2 separate regions of the Homo sapiens genome follow, and region 1 is linked to region 2. The links are chromatin loops, found by intact Hi-C in ENCODE. Cell type or tissue: transverse colon. All regions are shown on one strand.

Region 1 (2,500 bases), 280 kb before region 2:
GGGATAAAAGGCTACACACTGGGTAGTGTTTACTGCTCAGATGATGGGTGCGTCAAAATCTCAGAAACCACCACTAAAGAACTTAGCCATGTAACCAAACACCACCCGTTCCCCTAAAACCTATTGAAATTAAAAAAAAGAAAAACCATCCCAATTTCTCATTTTAAAATTGGGAAACTGAGGCCCCAAAAGAGGCTGGAAATTAGAGCCCCTAAATAATAGAAAGCCCTGTGCTCTCCTTCTCCACATGGGCTATTTTTGTCTCCATATTCTCAGATAAGCACACACAGACACACACACAGAAACACTTCTCAGGGAAAGATCATGGAAGCGAGGATAGAGAAGAGGCAGACAGAAACCAGGCATAAGACAAGGAAAAAAAAAAAAACCCAGAATAGTGGCAGCTCTGCTATAAGCCAGTGCATGCACTCCTCTAGCTACGTGTCCAGGGGCACAGAGAATGAGCAGGAGGATCCTCCAGGTTTCCAGGGTTCTCCATCAGCTGGGGTCATCTCCAGGTCAGTTTCAAGAGGACAGGACTGGGGTCCTACTGTCCAACTCTGTAGGTACCTGAAATGGAAATGAGCTATGTCCCCATCTCAGCCTAGCATAGACAATGGCTACAGCAAAGCCTTTTCATACCTCATAAATAAGAGTACTTGAAGTGGGTGACCTCAATGGTTTCACATACCCATAAGTGTCTGCTGGCCTTTGTTCTTCATTGGTGAACCAAGACTCTTTGCTCTGAGACTGCAAAAATGCTTCTACTCCCTGGAAGTCCTTCAGAGTGAGGCATGGTCACCCCAGAGGCATCTTGGGTAGATAAAGCTGAGATAGAGCGAAATGTGCCATATAACTGGACTCTGAGTCTGAAGCCCAGGGAAAATACTAGTTCCTGTTGTGTTCTTGAGATGATCATTTGGAAGTGGTAGAAAACAGTTTCCCTGGATGAGGGGTTGTCCCTCATGAGTAAAGAGCACACCCCAAAAGGTGGAGGCAAAGAGAGGACAACGGAGGCTTCCAAGGTTACTCTTATCGCACTTGGAGCCTCCGGATGCTGCTCCTTTGTCCCCTGGGACCCTGGAGAGCCAGTGTCTTGAGGACCCAAACATAAAAATAGCTTTGTTCTGTGAGGCTCCTGCATGGGGCTGCAGTGCCAGTGATGGCCTCTAGGTGGTGAGAGCCTTCTGGGTTTTTGGTGCCCACTGAGCTTTGCTGGAGCAGCTGGAGCAAAGAAGTCACACCGAGGTCATGCACCTTGAGTTATTATTAACGATCCCCATATTATCAAGTGGTCAAAAGCAGGAAGGAGAATTTGAGATTCCCCCATGCATTCACTTAGCCAGTCTTTCCCTTACACTCACCCTGTGCCAGCTACCCTGGTGGACCCAACATGTGGTACAGAAAATGATTGAATCATACCTGCACCGTACCCTGAGGACCAGTCTGAGGACAGGTGACCAAAAACACTAAAGCAAGTATACGTGAAAGAAAAGAGCAACTGCTATAATATAAAGTAGAATGTTGACAGAAGAGCTGGGAAATCATGACATGGAGTGACCCAAATGCCTCACTGAGATGACATTTATACCATGATGACAATGACAATAGGGAGCCAGCGCTGCAAAAGAATGTGTCAGAAGAAGCCACCCTTAGTAAAGAATCTCACAGGTGTGAGTTGGGCAGAAGTTAGAAAGGGACCACTATGGCCGCAGAGAGCCTGAGACAGAGAAGCAGAAGGATGGAGAATCTTGGGGCCTGGGAGATGAAGCTAGTTATCTGCTTCTTTCTTACAACATTGCCCTGAAACTTAGCACCTTTCAACAACAAATACTATCTCACAATTTGTGGGGACCAGAAACTGGACACAGTTTAGTGGGGTGCCTCTTCCTCAAGGTCTTTAGGAGGCTTAGGCCTCATAAGAAGCTGGACTTCTCAACAGAAGCTGGACTGGGGAAGGATCAGCTTTAAACTCACTCATGTGGAAATTGGCAAGACTTTGTGTGGCCTGAGAGCCCACGTTTCTTCCATCTATTGGCCTGAGCACTCCCTCAGTTCTTTTTATGTGGGTCTGTACATAGAGCATCTCGTAGCATTGGAATTTGCCTTTTCAGTTTGAGGAATACAGTACAGAAATAGATAATTAAACAGAAAAACACAAAAAGAGAGACTGAGGGAGCAAGTAGGAAGAAAATGACAGCTTTTAGAAAAATATATATATAATCTTGAGAGTTATGATTTCTCCCCCTATATTTGCGTGAAAATTCTAACCCTCAGAGTAATGGTACTATGAGGTGGGGCATCATTAAGTCCTGAAGGTGGGGTCCTCATGATTGGGATTACTGGCTTTAAAAAAGATACCCCAGGGGGCTCTCTCCCTCCTTCTGCCAGATGATAAAACCCGAAGTGTGCAGTCTGCAATTCAGGAGAGTCATCACCAGAGCTCAGCCATGCTGACACCCTGATCCCACATTTCCAACCCCTACAAGTGTGAGAAATT
Region 2 (2,500 bases):
GACTCTTTTATATTATGACAGACAAGCCAGTCCTGCCTCAGCTCTTCTACCAACACCACTGCACTTCAGCCTGGTTGACAGAGCTAGACTCCATCTCAAACAAAAACAAACAATCAAACAGAAAAACACCTGAAAATATTCCTAAGGTTACTCTGGGAAAGAAAAAGGTAAATAAGAATTATTAACTAATAGAATATATGATTAAATACTAATTTTTGAAACTCATCTCTATTATGTCTTTTGTAAATATTTTCTTATTTTTCAGCCCCTACTAATAAAATGCAAATCACAGTAAAAAATACTGATACAGCTCAGTGCAGTGGCTCATGCCTGTAATCACAACACTTTGGGGGCCAAGGCAGGGAGATCACTTCACACCAGAAGTTTTGGAGCAGCCTGGTCCCTCTCTACTAAAAACACAAAAACTAGCCAGGCAAAGTGTTGTGCACCTAGCTACTTGGGAGGCCAAGGAATGAGAATCACTTGAACCCAGGAGGGGGAGGTTGCAGTGAGCCGAGATCAAGCCACTGCATTGCAGCCTGTGTAACAGAGTGAAACCGTCAAAAAAAAAAAAAAAAAAAAAAAAAACCCGAAAAAACGAAAAAACCTGAGGTCAAAATAAGTAAAGAAATCTTTTCAATGTACAGACCCAATCATCCAACCCATCCTGTTCACTTACATGCTCAATAACCACCCTCCCAGGAGACACTGCTCTATGCCCCAGTGAGTGCCCCAGGTGCATTTTACTTTGTTTTTATGCCATCTCACTGGGGTCAGTTTTTTTGTCTTTTGGAATTTTTTATTTTTATTACAAAATTTTCACTGTTTTTATTTCACTGTTTTTCTGCCCCCACTCAAGAAAATCCAGGGGGCAGAAATTATTTGTTTTGCCCTCAATACCAGCATTTGATTGGCTGACCAGCAATGTGTATCCAAAAAATGGAAGCTAGGTTGGGTGAAGAAAATCTTCATGTCTCAAGGGGTTAGCTTTAAAAAAAGAAAAAGAAAAATAAAAACAAACATGCACCAGGAGATGCCTTTCACCTCCAAGGCTGCCACCTGCTCCCTTGAGAGGCTACACTCCATACTTCAGGTGGTTCTATGGGAGAAAATGACCCAAGAGACAATAGTCACTAGACACATAGCCATAGCCATAGTGGGTATCTTGGTTTATCCCCAGAAAGTACTAAAACCCAGGCCCAGAAAAAAAAAACTGAAGGATAGCTGAGGACACATCACCCTATGAAGTTTCCAAAGGGTAATCTTAACCTAAAAACATTCTGGTAAGTTCTCTGGAAAAAAAAAAGCAAAAGAGGGACAGATATTTTTACAATACAGTGTCAGGGGATTATTCTTTGCTTTCTTCTCAGGGAAAATATTTACAAACAGAAAAAAATCTCTTCAATACTGTTATGCCATGCTTTGTATAAAATGATTAATTGAGGAACATGGGGTACACTTGAGGCGCTGCTTGGGGCACATGTGAAAAATGCCAGGAAAAATCAGTCCCCTGTGGGATGTGAAAATAATTAAGTGGCAGGCAATTAGACTGAGGATGCTCTAGTACCCAGATTCCTACTTCTAAAAAAAAAAAAATCTAAACTCAAGTGCATTTTTTGGTAAATTACTACATTAGGGGAACAAAATTCAAGCTTAAACAACTATAAACTACCACTTAAACTCTGATTAAATAACCAGGGAATTTCCACCTTGATTGTACCAATTAAGAAACTACGTAACTGCATCTAACCAATTATTGAATTTGGTTTTCTTCTTCATGCACCTTATAAATGTCTTTTCTTCAAGACCCTCCCACGGAGAACAAACTACAAACTATAGCTAGCTGGTCTACAATTCTTGAATCTCTCTTTTTGAGGCTGGGCACGGTGGCTCAAGCCTGTAATCCCAGCCCTTTGGGAGGCTGAGGCGGGCAGATCACAAGGTCAGGAGATCGAGACCATCCTGGCTAACACGGTGAAACTGCCTCTCTACTAAAAATACAAAAAATTAGCCAGGCACGGTGGCAGGAGCCTGTAGTCCCAGCTATTCAGGAGGCTGAGGCAGGAGAATGGTGTGAACCCAGGAGATGGAGCTTGCAGTGAGCCGAGATTGCGCCACTGCACTCCAGCCTGGGTGACAGAGCGAGACTCCGTCTCAAAAAAAAAAAATTATTTGATATTTTTACAGTGACTCCCAAAATTTTTTTTTTAAGACAGACTCTTGCTCTGTCGCCCAGGCTGGAGTGCAGTGGCATGATCTCAGCTGACAACAACCTCGGCCTCCCAGGTTCAAGCCATTCTCTTTTCTCTGCCTCCCGAGTACCTAGGACTACAGACATTCGCCATCACACCCAGCTAATTTTTGTATTTTTAGGAGAGATGGGGTTTCCCCATTTTGTCCAAGCTGGTCTTCAACTCCTGACCTCAAGTGATCTGCCCCCCTCAGCCTCCCCTAGTCCCCACACAATCTGGGAGAGATGCCACACTGCGGGTGCAGAGTC

The links. Hi-C counts contacts between places; a loop is a spot of excess contacts. Peaks named below come from ENCODE experiments on the same cell type or tissue, not always from the same donor. Only the 100,000 strongest peaks of a DNase experiment are listed, where the experiment ranks them.
Region 1: it touches region 2 in a loop (4-fold over the local background); 10 of 110 quality-filtered maps call a loop at or near these places.

What each region holds. Positions count from the first base shown.
Region 1 is chr19:19,996,694-19,999,193 of GRCh38, forward strand. It overlaps the pseudogene BNIP3P12 and a transcript of ZNF682 not described here. Among named protein-coding and RNA genes, the nearest start is that of ZNF682, 42 kb to the right of the region's middle. In transverse colon, a CTCF peak has its summit at 1,178 (motif pointing right); no DNase peak of the experiment used is centred here.
Region 2 is chr19:20,273,699-20,276,198 of GRCh38, forward strand. It overlaps LOC105372314 (a long non-coding RNA gene), which reads left to right and starts at 2,479. Exons shown (of 3, transcript XR_936407.3): 1 at 2,479-2,500. In transverse colon, no CTCF peak of the experiment used is centred here; no DNase peak of the experiment used is centred here.